Linked DNA regions of Mus musculus: region 1 is linked to region 2. Evidence: chromatin contacts called from ENCODE POLR2A ChIA-PET data. All regions are on one chromosome and are shown on one strand. The core of a region is the stretch at or near the end of the contact, and the rest is flanking DNA. Distances in the headings are between cores, read along the strand shown.

What was found. ChIA-PET counts read pairs that join two places held with the same protein, here RNA polymerase II (POLR2A).
Region 1: POLR2A ChIA-PET joins it to region 2 with 30 read pairs in Patski. The contact joins the promoter of C030018K13Rik here to the enhancer-like site in region 2. POLR2A ChIA-PET finds 5 or more read pairs at or near these places in 2 of 5 experiments (Patski and embryonic stem cell).

What each region holds. Positions count from the first base shown.
Region 1 is chr5:64,475,326-64,479,569 of GRCm38, reverse strand. C030018K13Rik (RIKEN cDNA C030018K13 gene) reads right to left here and starts at 2,562. Exons shown (of 2, transcript NR_045413.1): 1 at 2,338-2,562.
Region 2 is chr5:64,577,617-64,581,730 of GRCm38, reverse strand. No RefSeq gene overlaps it. Among named protein-coding and RNA genes, the nearest start is that of Gm3716, 31 kb to the left of the region's middle. Within about 2 kb of position 1,875, at least 1 of the 3 ENCODE cell types and tissues checked has a DNase peak (open chromatin) inside an H3K27ac peak, as active enhancers do.

The sequences.
Region 1 (4,244 bases), core at 1,313-3,812, 100 kb after region 2:
ATGAATCAGCACAGTACCATCTGGAGGAAGCCAAGCTAAGGATACAGCCAAGACAGCTCAAGGCATCTTTTGGCTGCAGAACTCGGGGTATTAAATTCCCCAGGCTCCGCATGCTTTGGAAGGTAATGCCTGTAATAGTAGACACAATAGCACAGAGAGGTCGCTCCTGTCATGCGTTAATGCCTGGAGTGAATGTGGTAGGACAAACATTCACCTAGCTCGGTCTTTCACTTAGAATGTGAGGCGCAGGATGACTCGAGTCACGCGCAAAACGCCACTTTTGGTTCATGACATTTGGTGTTTTTAAGAACACTTCAAGTTGAGAGGTTCACAGTGATTTTATCCTGCAGAAGAAAAATTACACAAATAGTACAAATAGTTACCAATGGGTCTGCCTGAGACTCTGCCCCATAAATGATGCTCAACTCATGAAAACAGCTGCCCAATCGACTAGAACCACCGCAGGCTGCAAGCCGCCCGTGTGTTCATCCGGGTGGGCTACCCAGATCCTGCTGCCTGGCAGCATGGCAGAGAATGTTTGGAAACTTTCCATGAGATTCTATAGATGTAACGGTGGCCCAAGCCAAATGTCAGTTGTTGTGCATCGTAATTATGCATTGCTTCCAACTGGAAATAGTTATCTACCCATTTGATTGTAAGTCCAAGTCACAGGATTGGCCCCAATTGGCCTATGCTTTCTCCTAACGAACGAATAATAATGGGTGCTGTAAGAGTGCCTAGGAGAGAGGTCCCTCTGCTGGGCAGAGCTGAACGGGAAGTGGGGGTGGGGGGGTTGTTTTGTTTAGTTTTAGTTTTCTCCTAGCTACCTTCTATCTTCTCTGTCAGAGATAAGGGGGCAGACCCTGAAAGGTAGGAGGGTTGAAAAGGGACCTGCATTACTACATCTCATAATTAAACCATCCAAAGGGAGGGATGAAAGCAACTGCTTAGAGAGATGAGAACATGGGACCCAGGCCTGCAACAAAAGTCAAGCGCTTGTCAGACTTGCCCAGTCCAGGGCTCTCAGTGAGTCAGAAACTCCGAGTCGGCTGAGGGGCTTGTACATTCTATGTCCGTTCATAAGATGATCCTCACGCATCTCAAGTTGGAGAGCCGTGGAGGGCATTCAGCACGTCTTGGAAGAGAAATAAGACAAGAAATCCTTGCCTTACAGTGCTCAGGTAGACACGCCCAGCACCATTCAAAGAGCTACTGGAGCGGGACAGAGAGCATCCCTAAAGAATAACACCCACCCATCTCCCCTTTCACCGCTCGTGTTCAGTGCAGAGCTTCCGGTTACGGTGACTTCGTATTTTATTTCCTGTATTTAGCAGCTTTTCAGCAGAGAATAAAGATGCACTTGAGATCTTTACCCCAAGTTTTTATTTATTTATTTTTTAAGTTAAAAGATGATTGGATGAGCTATGTTTGAAGTTCTATAACGGAGCTACCCGAAGAGATAGGCATGGGTAATACAGAGAATAAAAACAGTAACGGCATTGTCTAAGCGTTTATTTCCGAGAGTAGCTTGTGTGTAGTTAGCCTCTGCTTGCCCTTGATGGATGGGTCCATCATGCCAACTCTACAACTCTGAAACCCAGAGTACTCTGCCTAAAGAAAACCATGCCTTGATTCTCAGTGAGCTTTTATCACTTATTAATGTGATAGTCTCCCAACCAGGCGGCTCAGAGGTGTCAAAAAAAGCTCAGCCACTTGTTTTGTATATTTTGAACCTTCAGAAAAACATGTTTATTTCCTAAAATCTATTTCAAGCTGACGAGATAGATTGGCTCTGCAGGTAAAGGTGCTAACCACCAACTCTGATAACCTGAATTCATTTCCCAGGCCCCACGTATAGTAGAAACAGGAGAAATGATTCACATGAGTTGTCCTCTGATGGTCACATGTATACTGTGATGCACATGTCCAAAAGTATGCTCACACACACACACACACACACACACCAATCACACAAATAAATAAATAAATAAATAAATAAATAAATAAATAAATAAATGTAGAAACATTAAAAATGCACTTAAATGCCAAGATAGTTATAGAAACTAACATTCTAAATGTACACATGTAATGAGTTAACTTTCCACAAGAGTGGGGAACAAATGGCACAATTATTCACACACTATCAGGAGTTTAAAGGCATTAATTTTAACATATCAGTAATCATTGAATTTGGCCATAGTGGTGCATGAGATTTCTAAATCTGGCAATGTGTGGCTTTGACCTATTTCTGTCATAGCCCTCCTTGAGGGTGAATAAAAATAAGTGGGCCAGAAGCCTGTATTCATAGACAACTCAAGCCAAATGGCCAACACTCACCTTCACGGGACCTGATGGTAGTGAGTTCTCTGCATTCGGTTGAATCTTAGGACACCAGCCAGAAGTGTGACCTTACGTAGGTCACCTCTGCTCTGTTCCATGTGTCTTCTAGTCTAGAAAAAAATAGAGGAGGAGGATGGTGAATTTCTGTTAATTCGTGTGTTCCAGTATCCTGTATGCATTTCTACAAGACCTCCCGTCTTGCACCCCAAAGATATGTTGCTAGAATTTCCTTGGTGCCAGTCAACTACGTAAAAGCTTTTCTCTCCCTTTCTTGCACTTCAATTCAGTCTCTTGTGATAGGTTCTTTTCTTTGCCACCAGGCCAGCTCTTTAAAACCCATTTCACGAGCTGTCCCAATAATTAACAACTAATTAACAAGAAGGCCTGGCTGCTAGGGCTTGGTGCTTTCAAAAAGAAATGAGCAGGAAGGTTGCTTCGCTTTCTCTATTCACAGGGTCCCTACCATTGTCACTGGGATCGGCTGGAGATGGCGGCTCCTGAATGGTGTGAACAATCTCATTAAAAATCTCTGCTGGAACAATCAATTCACTGTCACTGGACCATATCGATCCTCAAGAGCTGTCATTGAGTTACAGGGTGTCAAAAAAAAAAAAAAAAAAAAAAGAGACGAAATTGACAGCCGGAAGTGTACTTTGTTTATTCTGGGAAAGAAACTGTCTTAGTTACTTTTCTATTACTGTGATAAAGCACCGTGAAAGCATCCCCTGGAAAGGGGGATTATTTCATTTTATAGCTTATAAATCCATCATGGAGGGAAGTCGGGGCAAGAGCACAGGTCAGGAACCTGGAGGCAGGAACTGGAGCAGAAGCCATGGAGAAATGTTGCTTTCTGGCTCGCTCCCTATGGCTTGCTAAGCCTGCTTTCTTAGAGCACCCAGGACCACCAGCCCGTGTCTGGCACTACCCACAGTGAACTGGGCTCTCCCACCTGGCAATCCCCCACAGGCTTCTCCACAGGCCAATCTGGTGGGAGCACTTTCTCAGTTGAGGCTCCCTCTTTCAAAATAACTCTACCTTGTGTTGGAGTTGGCCTAAAAAACTAGCCAGCACAGAGACCATTATCAGGTGTTTCTCCATGTCGCTCCTGCAGAAATCCTAACAGGAGTTTCCTGATGAGGGTTTAGCAGGATGCTCTCTGCAGAGACACATGACCAGCCTGCAAAGAGACTGCTCATTATTCTGCTGTCTTCTGGGATGCCTCTGAAAGTCCACCTTGGCACCGCTTTTGACATTCTTGATATTTTAAGCTTTATATTATGTGGCCTTGATCTCCTAGCCCAAGGACCAGCACATGAGTCAGTGGAACGGTCTAGTCATTGATCCAGAAGGGTAGTTTGGATGAGGTAATATGGTTAGCAATGGGAGCAGAAAGATGGGCACAAATCTTCACACTGATGAGCCACAAATCTGTGGCTGCACAGCTGATTACCTGCGCTAGACTATACCAAGAACAGCAAGCCAGGCCTCCACTGAAGCCCATCAAGGCTCTCCACTGTGAGTGGAAGTGCTTCCCACCATCCTCTCCATGATAGCTGCTATGCCTGACCATCAGGAGAGCCCACTGTTCCCTTTCTCTTTAAAGGGTGAAGCACTGTGAGTTACCACTTTATTCTGATGTGACATGATGGCTAACATTGACTGTCAACTTGACAGGATTCAGAGTCACTTAGAAAATAAGCCCCTGAGCGTGCCTGTGAGGATTATCTAGATTAGGTCAGCCTCTGGGCACATCTGTGAGGGATTGTGAAGGTGAATTGCCATGGGAAGACTCAGACACTGTCCAGGGCACTATTCCTTGAGCGGGGATCACCAGAGGACCTAAGAGCCGGTCTGCGCATGAGCACACGGATGGGAACACTGGCCTTTCCTTTCTCCGCCAGTGC
Region 2 (4,114 bases), core at 626-3,125:
ACCTACTCAGGCTGCAACCATCAGCAAATTCACAGTCAACTGAGCCAAAAGGCTGAGGGGGAGACCAGAGAAGAGGCTGCAGCCGCCTCCTGGTGGGAGTGGAGCGATGGGCAGCGAGCCACAGGGCTGGGAACCAGCTTCTCTGTTCCGCTGACCTCATCTGGTCCTTCTGGTCCGAGGTTCTGGCTATGAATGTTTATCAGTGAAGACTTTGACAACTTCAGTAATAATATTTTCTAGGCTGTGCAGAGCTAGCCTGGGTATCTCATACAGAGAGACCTTTGGTTGCCCTCACCAAATAAACAGTTGCCCACAATCCCCACAAAGACAAGGGCTTAGGTTGCCTGGGTTCAAGTCTTGACTGGTGAGACCCTTGTGCCATGTCCCTGGACCATAAGCTGTGTTTGTTTCCTCCCCTGCAAAACAAGAATCCCCAGACTGTGCATTTCATAGGCAACTGGTGAAAGGTGGGCGGAGTCAACCTCTGTCAAGCGCTCAGAAGGCGCTTATCACACAGTGAGGGCTATGGAATGGAAAAATAAAATAAAAAAATAAGTAAACAAGAGAAAGAGCCTTAGGGTGTCTGGGTCCTGTGTGTTTGAAGCTACTTCTCGATCCATACAAAGCTGCAAGGAAGGGGCTGAACTTTTTTTCCTTTGTTCCTTGCTGGCTGAAGCGCACATGTCCTCTGTGGATTGGAGGAGGGTGCACAAGCCATACACATCTGTTGAGATGCCGGAGCAGCTGAAGGAACTCTTGGGGAGCCAGAGGCTATCACTGCCCTTACTAGAGATGGGGAACTGAGGCTGTAGATATGGGCCACAGCCACAGGCCTGGAAATGATGGAGCTGAGATTCCAGCTGGGCCTGTGACTCCCAAACCTGGACAGCCCCTATATTAAGCATAATACTTTTCCCAGACAAATTTTGACAAATCCTGAGGTTCACATTTACATCAATGCTCATTTTTAAAAGGGATCTATTTCTTTATTTTATTTTATTTTATTTTTTTTTTTATTTTTGGCTTTTCAAGACAGGGTTTCTTTGTGTAGCTCTGGCTGTCCTGGAATTTGCAGAGATCAGCCTGCCTCGGCCTCTGAGTGCTGGAATTAAAAACATCCACTACAACCAACCGGACTGGATTTATTTCTTCATATTCAACTTAGCAAGTCCAGAAGTTCAAGGCCAGCTCTGGCCAGCTGAAATAATGATTAACATCAGGGTTATCTTACAGGTCCAAAGTCCTCCCAGCAAACATCCTTTCTGCCCTTAGAATTTGTTGGTGGCCATCTCTGTGAAAGCCTCCCTCAAAGAGAAAAAAGAACTCTTGCCTGGTCGGAGTATTTTACTAAGGACTGCCATCACATCTGAGCAAACCACAGGCATTCAAAGAGGCGTCCCTAGTCCTATCCCTTTAAGAGAAAAGAAAGAAAGAATGACTCAGCCCCACCCTACCCCACCCTGTGCCTGCAAAGCTCTGGAGTCTGTGATGCCCAAGACAGAGCCAAGATAAGAAGAGTTGGAAACAAATTGAACTTAACAAAACAAAAAACAAGCCCTGTTGTTACCAGCTCCTAGGCACTTCTACCCTAAGTTGCAGTGTCCTAGGAAACGTGAACCAGGGTCACCTCTGGCCCCATTTGGGCCTTCTTCCTGGCCCCACCCCAAGCATAGCAACCCTGCCAGAAAACAGGCGCTGCCTCCATCAGCTCCCACCTCCCCCCTCCACGCATCTTTCCCCTTTTATATTGCTGGCTTCATAATGGTTTTCCTCCTGCTGCTGTGGGGTGAGAGGGTGTAAATGCCCCGGAGCAGCTGCGGGGAGCTCTCCAGTGCGGATCCTGTGGGTGGGGCCGGCAGTAGGCAGGAGAGACCAGGAGGGAGATTAGGTGAAACATTAGCCCTGGCCTTTTGGACACGGTCCAGTGTCTTTCAATGATTTCTTTGTGTGCTTTGGGTGCTGGGCTTGTTTGGCAGGGGACGGGCACCCATTAGAAGATTTCACAATGATTTGCCATGTTACAGTTCTAAACATGTCAACTCCTCACCGAGGTTAAATTTGTATTTTTACAGTCTCGTTAGACCTCCCCCCTCCCCCCAACACACCCTCCTCCCCCTAGGGAGCTTGAGGGAAAAGTACTCTAAGAGAATTAATCAAAATGACTAGGTAATGCTCTAAAAATAATAAATGTCGTTATGGGCTGGATCTCTTTCAAGTTCGAGTTCATTCTGTAAGCTTGGAGATCCACACGTCCAGTTGCCTGTCTTATGAGCTTTTTATTAGAAGAAAGTGGCCTGTTGTATAGAGACAGGTACTTTATGAAGACACATGGATGCTGCGACTCTCCCAACACTCAACTGTTTTTTTTTTTTTTTCAGCTAGATTCATTAAGCAATGTGACCTCGGAGGGGGCAAAGGGCAGACGCAGGAATCACTTCTTACCCTCTGTTCCTTCACCAGCCTTGCAAATTGGGATCTGCTACAGACCTGCTCAGAGCTCTGAAAGTAAGGGTGGCCAGGTCAGGGTCCAGATTCACCTCACTCACTCACAGGAGAGATGCTGCGTGCAAACAGCAACAGTAACAGCAATCAAATGAGCCAGTAACTCTGTATGTGTGTGTGTGGTGGTAGTGGTGTGTGTGTTGTTGTTTTGTTATCAGACAGATTCCCCCTATGGAAGCAGCTGGCTTTGAACTTGGCATCCTCTTGTCTCAGCCTCCCAAGTGCAGGGATTACAGTTGTGCAACTGTTACTATCACCATGGTTTCAAGACGCCTTCTGGGATATTAACTACAATAACAAAAAAAAAAATTGTGTGTGTGTGTGTGTGTGTGTGTGTGTGTACTCATTCTGGAGTGTGTGGAGGCCAAAGGTTGATGTCAGGGGCTTTCCTTAGTTGCCCTCTACCTTATTTTTTGAAACAAGGTCTCACACTGATCCTGGGGCTCCCTGACCCAGCTAGGCTGTCTGGCTAGCGAGCCCTAGGATACCCCCATCTCTGGGTGTCTCTGCTTCAACAGAGCTTGGATTCCAAATGTGTGCGGCCATACCTCGCTTTTGCATGGATACTGGAACGGTAAACTCAATCCTAATGCTGCATAGCAAGGAATGTATGTGTGCAACCATCTCCTCAGCCTCCTCCGCCTCTCAAGAATGTTGTTACGTGATGGGGAAAAATATGTAGCTGGGTCTTAGACTCCTACGGCCATTAAGCCTGGCTGTAACAAGATCAGATAGACCTTAAGGTGAGACTGAGAAGGAAAATCTAAATTGGAGAAAAAAGGAAACGGTGGTGATGAGTTGAATCCCTTGCCTACTTTAACTGATACAATTTTCTGGTTTTCCATTGGCCTTTTCAGTGAGTAGATGCCCCCAGATATCCATGAGCAAGGACCCTAACCACCCACAGCCCATAGATCATTTATGTGTGTCAGGCAGGGCTACTAGGTCAGAGTGATTGTGAAGAAAAATAGGAGCGAGGACTCCTGCAGCTTGATTGTGCTTGCTATTTGTGTCCAAGTCTGAGCCTGGCTGCTCTTGGGCCAAGTCACAAAGATATTTCCAACCTAAGAAATGTCATCAGGCCTGAGACTGCCCCTTAGATAATTCCTGGACCTTCATCTTCCAAAGAAAGGCTGATTGCAGTGTTATGGGTCCCAACCTTCGTTAGCCAGCCTCTATAAATCATGGCCTGGCAGAAAAGACCGGAGGGTCATGGGTAATTGAATTCCAACCAACCTTCACACCTAATTCAAGTCAACTCTCAGACCTCTTTCCTGGATCAATCTGCTGACAGAGCTGGTAAGTAACTATTGTTTTTAATTTTGAAAAAACCTCCACTGAGGGTCTATTGTGCATTTAGATTTGTGAGAGATGGAGCTATCATCTTCATTCATTCATTCATTCATTCATTCATTCATTCGTTAACTCACTCACTCAGTCAGCCAGTCCAATCTCCAGAATCCAGACTCATGAGTTAAGAGATAGTGGGAAGGAAGGGAAAGGTCACCTTGGGGTCAATCCTGGATTAAAAGAGTTCTCCAGACACCCTAACCTCCAGTCACTGCTGGGAGATAAGTCCTCACACTGTGGAACCGAAGCTTGTACTGTGTGA